Linked DNA regions of Homo sapiens: region 1 is linked to region 2. The links are chromatin loops, found by intact Hi-C in ENCODE. Cell type or tissue: endothelial cell of umbilical vein. All regions are shown on one strand. Links, peaks and the distances in the headings refer to the core of each region. The heading gives the core; the rest is flanking DNA. Region 1 has its middle 91 kb from the start of SMNDC1. Region 2 overlaps ADD3 (adducin 3).

What was found. A loop is a pair of places that touch in the nucleus more often than their neighbours do. Peaks named below come from ENCODE experiments on the same cell type or tissue, not always from the same donor. Only the 100,000 strongest peaks of a DNase experiment are listed, where the experiment ranks them.
Region 1: a loop joins it to region 2, with 7 times the contacts of the local background. A loop is called at or near these places in 1 of 110 quality-filtered maps.

The regions. Positions count from the first base shown.
Region 1 is chr10:110,393,501-110,398,881 of GRCh38, forward strand. No RefSeq gene overlaps it. Among named protein-coding and RNA genes, the nearest start is that of SMNDC1, 91 kb to the left of the region's middle. RefSeq lists enhancers at 2,211-2,505, 2,274-2,523. In endothelial cell of umbilical vein, for the core only: no CTCF peak of the experiment used is centred there; a DNase peak (open chromatin) is centred at 2,421; H3K27ac peaks cover 3,380 bases.
Region 2 is chr10:110,072,892-110,078,272 of GRCh38, forward strand. All of the region lies in intron 1 of ADD3 (adducin 3), which reads left to right. Among named protein-coding and RNA genes, the nearest start is that of ADD3-AS1, 67 kb to the left of the region's middle. In endothelial cell of umbilical vein, for the core only: no CTCF peak of the experiment used is centred there; DNase peaks (open chromatin) are centred at 1,590, 2,650 and 3,930; H3K27ac peaks cover 3,876 bases.

The sequences.
Region 1 (5,381 bases), core at 178-5,177, 320 kb after region 2:
ACTCGCTGCCCAGCCCACAGGCCCTCGACCCACATGTGGATTCCACAGGCAGCAGGTTCCTCCCCTGCCCACACACCCAGTGCTCATCCATATGCCCCAAACAGACTCACAAAGACAGCAATATTCCCCATCACAACCCCCACAGCTGACACAGACACACAGAATGACCACACAGAACCAGCTCCCATAGGCAGCAGGTAAGTCTCCACGCACACCTCCCACCGTTTCCACTCCCACCTGCAAGGCACACGCGTGGCGGATTCATAGATGCAAAGGTGACTCCCAGCCTTCCCTCCCCTCACACACGGACACCTGCCCCTCAGGGACTCAGCCCTGGCCCATGGAGTCTTCAGGCGATTCTCACAGCTCTCATGTTTCATACCCAGCAGCTTCACATCAGGCACTGCCTCTCATTTGGCCACTGATACTACCACTTGCACATAGGCGTGAGCACACACACACACGAGACCTCTACACACACAGACACACACATGCATACTCATGCCTAGATTCTTCCATCCCTGCATCTCAGCACTCCCCCTCCAAGCCCTGCAGGGGCGAGGGTGCTCTGGCTTCTGGGAAAGCAGCCCTGGGAGCAGACCCCATGCTTCCCGGAGGCAGGAGGATTCCCCTCCCGACCTGGCATCCCAGGACTCCCACCCTACCACTCCTGCCTGTCCCAATGCATGCTCCGGAAACCTCTGGGAATAGGCAATCAAACTCATCCTGGTTGGCCAATGTCCTGAAACCCCTTCAGTCATTATCAAATGGGGAAGGTTGGTCAATGTCTTGGGGAACGCAGTTTGGGCCTGGCCGGGTAGACGTAGCCCCTGGCTATCAACGTGTGCATCAAGGCAACTCATTTCCTCTGAGTTTACCCCTCTGTCTACAGGTCTATACAATGGAACTGTGGCTTTTCCTTAAACAGCCTTGGGCCCTGGCTGTTGTCCTCAGCCCCGGGCCACAGCCTCCTCTCTCCTGGGGCCTCCATCCTGGAAGCAGGGAGATGCCCAGGCAATGCGATGCCAGAGCTGGCCCGAGCTTATGAGTCCAGAGCTCCTAGCAAAAGCCTGGGGACGGGGGTGGGGGCAAGGCAGGCTGGGCAGGTCAGGCCTGGCTCCAGGAATGGGACACACTGCACCACAGATGTGCTTGGAAGGGGGCATTCAAGTAGGACCACCTGCCTGAAATGTCTTTCACTGCCAGTTATTTTACCATTAACACTCTCATCCCTTATCATCTGCCTGCTCAGATATCCTCCTACCTGCCTCCTGCAGGAGTCATCACATCCTACGAGACCTGTTCTTTCGGTCTTATATGATTGGCTTATATACACTGAAAAGCCAGGAAGTCGATCTGAATTTGGACAAAGATGGAAGCTCAGTAGATGTGATCTGGAATCCTCCTCTCTCTCTTAAACACACACACACACACACACACACACACACACACTCACTCACACACACACCCTCTTCTGCTCCTTTTTTCAAGGATTCCACTCTTAGATTCTCATAATCGTGACCAAAATGGCGGAGCCCACCTCCAGACTCCATCCTACAGCGGAACAACAGCCATGTAAAGAGAGGTCCTTGTGCCCAGCCACAGTCCCAGCGTTGATTTGGATTGGCCAGGACTCACTTTCGTGTGCCCTCAGGGTTCTGGAGAGTGGATTAGCCCTACTGAAGCACATATGGCCAGAGTTGGGGCCCATGGTTCTCCCCCAAAAAAATACGATCAATTTTACCAGAAGAAGGGGGAATGGGCCCAAGACAGGCAAAATAATGTCCACTGAAGTGGGGCTTTTCAAACTTTAATGAGCACACTCATCTCTTGGGGATCTTGTTTAAAAACGCAGATTCTGGTTCAGCAGGTTGGGGTAGGGCCTGAGAGTCTGCATTTTTGACAAGCTCCCAGGGGATGCTGATGCAGCTCCGCTGGGAACCCCATCCTGGACAGTGAGGGACCCAAAGCACCTTAAGACCTGGCCCCGAACACACTTCATGTATGTGCAATGTGCGAGGGGGACTGAAGTGCAGGTGGGCTTGGTGACCACCTCAGTCCTCCTTGAACCCCAGGGCCCAGATGCCCTCTTAGATGGTTTCTCACTGGCACCTGACAGGACAGGCAAGGCAAACCTTCTTTCTTATTCCTATTTGGCAGATAAGAAAACCGAGGCTGAAATAAACTCCGTAGCTCTCCCAAGTCATGCTAGGACAGGGGTTGAACTGGGTCCCAGTGACCCGGCTGCTCTGAAGGACAGTGCAGTCCTCCTAAGCCAACTCCCTCCTCTTAAGGGACAAAGAGCGGTAAGTCAGAGCCCTCACTAGAACCCCTCCCACTCTTAGGAAGGTGTTGAAGGGCTGCCAGGGAAAAAAGAAAGAAAAACAACTGCCTGACCTCTGTGTATCGGTCACACCACAGGACTGGAAATTCCCAGGCCACTGAGTAGAAAGCTGCGTCAGCCATGAGGTTTTACAGCCAGCATAGACCCAGGTGATCTCCTGGTTGTGATGCTTGTAAATCAAAGTTGCAAAGGGCAAAGGTCATGTGGGCAGCTCATGGGTTATTTTTAACCTTCTCTCCCTTATCAGTTTTCTCCTTCCTGCTCTCCAGGTGGTTATCGTTAACAGATATGTCTCACCCAGGGTGGGGCCCATCATACCTGGGCTCCAAGGAAAGAAATGAGGGTGTCCCTGGTCCCTGGCACCACCTGACAGAGTGGGGCTGGGCATTTGCAAGAGATTTTAAGGAGGCTCCTTTGTGGATCTCTGGGCTGGCACAAGAGGAAGATCATTCAGGGTGATCCAAATATGGAATGGGCTCCTGGAGAGGGAGGGAGTCCCCATCTGTTATGGGTTGCATTGTGTGACCCTCAAATTCATATGTTGGAGCTCCAACCCCTAGTACTTCAGAATATGACCTTATTTGGAAATAGGGTCTTTGTAGATGTCATTAGTTGAGTAGGTTGGGTCCCTAATCCAACATGATGGGTGTTGCTATTTTAGAGGAGAAATGTGGACCCTGGGAGAACAGCATGTGAGGACAAAGGCAGGGATAGAACCAGGGTGATGGAAAGCATAGAATTCATAACGCTTTTCAGCTATAGAAGCCACAGATCCCAAAAGATGGCCAGCAAACCTCCAGAAGCTAGAGGAGAGGCAGAGCCTCAGAAGGAACCAACACTTTGATTTTGGACTTCCAGTCAGAGACAATAAATTTCCAGAACTGTGAGACAATAAATTTCTATTATTAAAGCCACCCAATCTGTGGGGTTCTCTGTTGCAGCAGCTCTAATGATCTAATACACCATCTTTAGAGGTGTCTGCTGAGGCTGCGCTGCTACTTGGCAGGGATATTGTCCAGTAGAGACATTATGCTAGCCACGTATATAATTCAAAATTTTCTAGCCGGGCATGGTGGCGTGCACCTGTAGTCCCAGCTACATAGGAGGCTGAGGCGGGAGGATAACTTGAGCCCAGGGGTTCAAGGCCAGCTTTGGAAACATAGGGTGACCTTGTCTCTAAAAAAGAAAAACAAATAATAAGTAAAATAAAAATGTCTAGTAGCTACATTTAAAAAGCAAAAAGAAACAGATGAAATTACAGTTGACCCTTGAACAATGAGGGGATTAGGGGTGCCAACCCCTATGAGGTCAAAAATCCAAGTATAACTTTGACTCCCCCAAAACTTGACTATAACTAGCCTGCTATTGACCAGAAGCCTTGCCATTAAAAAAGAAAATGTTATTAAGAAAATTATAAGGAAGAGAAAATATATTTACTCTTCATTAAATGAAAGTGGTTCATCATAAAGGTCTTCATCCCTGGCGACTTCACATTGAATAGGCTGAGGAGGAAGAGGAGGGGTGGGTCTTGTCTCAGGGACAGCAGAGGTGGAAGAAAATCTGTGTATAAGTGGACCCTCTCAATTCAAACCGTGTTGTTCAAAGGTTAACCGTAATTTTAATGATAGATTTTATTTCATCCAATATATCCAAAATATTATTTCAACATGTAATAAGTACTAACAAGAGCTATAAATTAGATGTTTTATATATTTTTTGTTTGTTTCTTAGTAGGTCTGAAATCTGGTGTGTTGTTTACACATACGGTACAGCTCAGTTGGGACTGGCTACATTTCAAGCACTCACACGGCTAGCTACATTTCAGATACACGGCTAGCGGCCCACATGTTGAAGAGCGCAAGTTGAGTTTTTCTTCCCCTTTGTATCCATGTGGCTTCAGGTAATTTACTGAGCATGTTAGAGCTTCAGTTTCCTCACCCATAAGACGGGACAGTTTCTTCACCCATAAAATCAGGCAATAACGGACATACCTGTCTTCAGTGATTTCCTGGCATGGGGTCAACCTCCACAACCAAGCCCTGTAACTGTGGTACAGGCCTGTGGGCATCAGGCAGGATATTTAAAAACCTTCCCACTCCAAAGGATCACACAATTGCCTCATTCCTCGCTATGTTCATCTTGAACCCCCTTCACACTCAGACCTACCTCCAGCCTCCCCACTCAACCAACCTGAGTCCACCTCCTCCAGGAAGCCTTCCTAAGGTCCCAGCCCCCATTTAAAATTCCTAGAACACCTAGGGAGAGTCTCGCAATTTAACACTTAATTGTTCTGTGAATTGTGTTATTACTGTGAGTGAGGTTTTGAATTCCTTGAAGGCTGGGATGTGCCTCCTCTGTTTTCTCATCTGGCCTGGAGTTATGAGCCCGGTTCAGTTACTCAGTCAGGCAACACACCTTTATTGAGCACCTATCCCAAGTCAGCCACTGGGCCCTGCTGGACTTATAGTAGGTGCCAATTAATGGTGTGCAGGTTGATTTAGCTTTTTCTTTTCTTTTTCAGCCCAGCTCTTCTAAACTCCATAGGTTGACTTATCTATGCATACCTCTCAGAAGCCCTGGGAGAGATATTCTCCGGGCACCAGGACTCACTGCCCAAGCTCGAGTCGCTGTACCTCTGGGCCAGGGCAATGGAGGTCCTGGAACCTTCCAGGAAAAAGAGTTCAAAAGGTTTTGGCAGTGACCTTTTCCAGTGTGCTTCCCCCCAGGCAAAGAAAGGTTTTTCACTGCAGCCTGGGGATGGGCCTCAGGTAGGCACTTTACGAAGCCCAGGATGCCCAGGCTCAGGATGAGACACCATCCTCCCCTCCCCATTTCCCTCTTGCCTGGATGGCATCTTGTGACTTGTTTACTACAAGTCACATCCTGATAGAGGCCCCACTCGCTGGAAGGGGCAATGAATCACCAGCGTCTCCATGGGAATCACAACCCAGCTAGCCCAGCCCCACCCCTCCTAATCCACTGCCCTTACCCCACCCCCCAACACACACAAACAGTCATGTCCACTGGGTGAGCCTGC
Region 2 (5,381 bases), core at 135-5,134:
GAACTCACACAACTCTTACACCTTGGCTTTGGTTTACTTTTTGTCCAGGCCTTTTTTTCTCCCCTTGAGTTTTACTCCCTCAGCTGAATCCCACAACTGAGTTTTCTTCAACCTAGAACCTCCATAGTGTGTGTAAAATTGGCCTATTGTGAAAATCACCAGGGATGAAAAAATCACTGTTCGACTTATCTCCATTGCCACTAGTTGTATGACCTTATTTGCTTAACCTCTTTGAGTTTTAGTTTTCTTTTTTTTTTTTTTTTTTTTTCGAGACTGGGTCTAGCTCTGTCACCCAGGCTGGAGTGCAGTGGCATTATGTCGGCTCACTGCAAGCTCCACCTCCCGGGTTCATGCCATTCTCCTGCCTCAGCCTCCCGAGTAGCTGGGACTACAGGTGCCCACCACCACTCCCAGCTAATTTTTTGTATTTTTAATAGAGACGGGATTTCACCGTGTTAGCCAGGATGGTCTCGATCTCCTGACCTCGTGATCCACCCGCCTCGGCCTCCCAAACTGCTGGGATTACAGGCGTGAGCCACCGTGCCCGGCCCTAGTTTTCTTATCTGTAAAGGAGGCATCATGACAGTACTACCGATAGGGTTGCTGTGGAAGTACATGGAATAAGTATGTAAAGTGCACGGCACAGCAGTCTAAATTATTCCAGTGGCACTTTAACTGCTGAGCAGCATTTAGATCTCTGAGGACACACAAGTTTGCACAGTTGGTTTTTAATCTTTTTAGTATTTCATGCATTTTACTCTGATCATCTCCTTGCCCCCTATTTTTCTGTCATTTTGCTTTCCTTTTTGGAGAGTGTTCATCCTTAGTTGTTTTGTTTTTATTATAACTAAATGCCTATTACCATTCAGCACTTAACGGATGGTTTCAGTGGGCTAAGCTCTAAGCTCTGTGCTATCTGTTGGAATACAAAGGTGCTCCCAACTGAGTAGAGGAACCCATGGAAGCAGCCACCTTCCCACCCCCGACTAACATGAATTTAACCTGATTTAAACAGTTTAGACAGACCTTTTTTTTTTTTCCTTAGCCAGTCTTGTAGTAGATGGAGAGGTTACTTTCCATAGACATTTCAAGCTAGACTGAATGTCCCACAGAGCTGAAGCTTGCCAAGCAAAGCTCATCTCTGTGGCTGTTTTAAGTCACTAATAGTTATACCACATTTCTAGAAGTTGGTGTCACCATCAGCCAAAGATTAAACTTGTCTCCTCTCCTCCCCCAACCCGATATATCCTTGACCAGATGATGTTTGTTCAAAAGGAAAAGCCCTTTTTTTTGGTTTTGTACTTTTAGTCTACCACATGTTTGAGATGCCTAGTAGTTCCTTAACAAATCAAACTTTGTGACTTCGGGATTCATAGCACTTTAGTTGGAGACAGTTTCTCATTGTGCTGGTTTGATTTCTGGCACTTGAAAACATCTCCATTTGGAAGCTTATGGAATGTTTCATTCACTCCCCTATTTGGAGTAGACAGTTTGTCTTCTCTTCATTGATCAAGCCCTAGACCCTAGTGGTGCCCAGAGTGAGTGTCCTGTCTATGTTGTATTTGAGAATGTACAGGCACTAGGAGTGCGTGAACTCTTGTGCAGCTGACGTTGATTGGAGGGCAAAAGGGGAAGGGGAAGGCCCTTAGGACAATGAATTCAGTCATGGGGCTACCTCATTTCCTTTTTTTTTTTTTATCTTAAACAAAGCTAAAATATGTTTTCAATTACTTTGTTTTTAAAATGCTATCTTTCTCTTTTTGCTAACTTTCATAACAATAACTAATCGCAAGTCATTTTATGTACTGAAAATACAATATGACAGAATGACATTTTACAAAATTTAAATGAAACAAATATTTGAAATAAAATTGGAGTTGGAGGACAGGAGAGAAGGGGGATAGCATGCTTCATGAGTTGCACACAAGCTCATACTTTAGTTGTTAAGCCTCTGGCACTCAGTAGAGTATTTTTATTTAAAATCTACAAAACTGAGGAGGCGGGAGGGAAGGAGAAATTTCACTGCTTGAAAGTTACCCTAGAAGATTGGATCTGTAAATTTACATGAATCCCTGAAACAGGCGTGTATGTGAGTGCCAAATAATATCAAGACTAACCAAGAAAAACTTGCTTTTCTGCATGATTGTGGTGGAAGCATTGGTTCCCAACAACTTTCACATTTATAAGGATTTTTTAAAGGGACTAACTACACATTGGGCAAGTAGCTGTGTAGTCCAGAGTATTGGCTGGATTTAACATACTGAGGGCATGTGGATTCCTAAGAATGTCACACCTTGTCTGTGCCAGTAAATCAGAGTGTCTATTCTTGATACTAAATCTGATATCATTGGCAGATTTTCTCCTTTATTGGAAGGGTGATATTCAGAAGGGAGAATATTTTTTCATGTATTTTGCTCTCTCTGTGATTGGGGTGTTTTTATGGTTTTTTGTTTTTTTTTTAAAGCTATGAAATAATACTGGCAAGTCCCAAGAAAACTAGATCTGGATTTCATTTTGTCTCTTCAACTCTGTGTGATCTTGTGCACATTCCTGACATGTTACAAACAGCTTGTGTCTCTGAATGTGCAGTATCAATTTTCAGTGGTGAAAGCCCCAAAAGGAAACAGACTGATTCTTCCATGCACAAACAGCTGGGCAGTTGTGGATGGAATTAATTGCTGATATATATTGGCTGTGTTTTTCTTCTCTTGTCATTTCCTTTGCAGCTGTGAAAGTGAAGTTTGGCTTGAAAACACATTCTGCCAGTGCAAATCCAAAAAGTATCAAGACAGGATTCTTCTACTATAATAACCAACTGGTAACTTTGAATTGTTAGTTTGAGGGGGGAGATGAGGAAGAGCCAAGAGATAGCAGCAGGTGATTGATAATTACATAGATGGTTGAAAAAATAAATCATGCTGTTAGACTATGAGAAGAGTATGTTGGAATGGTTAATTTATCATGTGGCAAGAGTGACCTCATAATCCAACAAAGGCAAGATCAATCAACAGCCCCTCACTAGGGTCCTGAGAGAGGATGTTCTAGGCCATCTCTCAAAATATTGAAATGTTCAATACTCCAGACTGAATTATTGTTCCAATGTGAGAGAGTAGCTCTTGGCTAGAGTAACATGACAACATGCATCATTAAAAATAATATTTTCCTGGTGTTCTCTCAAATCCTTTTCCATTGTTCATTTTAAATTCTATGTAAACAATTACATAGTTTTTTATATGCTTATTTTACTCAAACTTTAATTTTATGATTATAGGAATTCAATTAAAAATAACTCTTGGTTGTGTTTCTGAATATGCGTATACAGAAAACAGTATTGGTTAAAATCACTTGAATAAGTATCAGATGTTTGTTAATAGTTTCAATAACTGATAAATTATTTTAGATCCTATTAAAGATATTTGTACAGTATTTATACATACTGTGGAAAACTTTTTAAAATAAAATTCCTACAAAATTATTGAAAAAGTGGGTGAGTATAAAATTTTTTAAAGTATGGTATGCATAATAAATAATTTTCTTTTTTACATGTACATTTCAATATTCTACCAGAGCAACTCCATAAATTCAAAATAAATCTTATTTTGAAGGGAACTATTGCTAGTTGATAATAAAACGTTTTTATTGTTTGTGTATTGCTAGGAGAACTAGAGCACTGGTGAGGAGAGAAAGAGGTAATTTGTGTTCATGGTCAGGACCTCCAGAAACAGGCTGAAGTAATGTTTTAGAATGAGCAATGCTTCTGACACCTTGAGATATGTAAAAGCTGCTGTTGCTAAACTTAGAAGTTGGCATGGTTGGACTTCCTTTATAGTACTCTACTTCCATCTAACATTCTGTTGGTTGAACTGTGTGATCTGTCTTGCATTTTATCTTTACTTTCTTCACAAACAAGAAATGAGAATACATTTTACTTCAAGGCAGGAAAGCTGATCTACAAACATGAACTCTCCCCCACTTTTTTAGGAGGACTAATGAATTAATTGTGACTCCAAGGCTCTGAAAAATGTGTGGCAATATTAATGTGCAGTTTGCTCTCACTGAAGTCTGCCTGGGTGTGTTGTTTCCCCCAGAGTGAGCTCCACCCTTGCTCTAACCACATTGAGTGTGGATATCTTGCTCTTTAAAACAAAGTTCATTGTTAGGGCAGTATTGCAACAGAATTGCCACACAAAAACCAGCTTAAGAAATGTACAGCACTTCAATTTTTTTGTAAGTAATGGATTGTCTATTGTAATACTGATTGCTCACAGCTTAAGGGGAAACACAGATAAGATAGATGGTTAAGCTTTGTGCCAGCTGCTAGTAACATGCAATATTCTTCTTTGGGAGGAGCCTCTGGCTTTATCACTCCACTAAGTTTTTTTTCTTTTAGTTCACTTGTCTGCTTTTTTTTTTCTTTCTCTTTCTTAAACAGTTTACTGAATTGTTATTTTTAACGATTTTGGGGATGACACTGACTGTTCAAATGAAGGCAAATAGTATTCTCCCAAATGTGCTAGTTATTTAACTTGAAAATGCTTGAAGCAGTGTTTTGTACTGAATTTATTGGACCCATTAATAGCATAATCTGGCAATACTGTATTTCGAGACATCGTGACATGAACTTTGTGTGTAAGAGTGGGTTCATTGAATTAAAAAAAAGGCAGCTTCTAAAGAGCCTTTTATTTCTGTCATAATGATGCTTTGTCCTGTTGCTGTTGGGTATTTGTCAGAAGAGTTGGGGCAGGCTGCAGCCCAAAGTTCTGTTCCATGCCTCATCAGTTCCGTGCTTCTGTGTTCTTTCTAGAGTTTGTGACGTGAATGGTGAGTTGAACTATAGGAGAATTATTGTTGTTCATTGAGGTCCATGTTCAGCAATTTTTTTTTTCGCAACTGGGGGTCTGTCTGATCTTTTTTCCCCCTCACACACTGAGTTTCTCTTTGTACCTGAGTTTTAAATGCCTTTGGAGTGTTTAATTATTCACTGACTGAAGTGGGCATGTAGAGAGAGAGAGGCTGTGCTTTGTGTTATCTATACTCTCTGGTGTGTGGTCATGTGTACACTTTGGGTAGACACTCATTTGGTGCAAGCAAACTGAATAACTGCCTCTGTTGAAATCAAATCTGAATGTTGAAAATGGCTAATTTCTGTAAGGCTTGCAGGGGTGACATTGTGTCATCCTTTTTGAACTAAGACTTCTTAGCATCTCCTTGCTTCAGCTTCCTCCTTTTTACTTGGTAGTAATTGGATTTAGCTGACTTCTAACTTCATAAGGATGTAAGAATAAAGCACAGGTGTGGTATCATAGCAAAAAGCACTAGCCTGGGAATCAAGAGACTGTTTTACCTCTTTGGACATTAGTTTCTTTACCTGTACAGTTAGG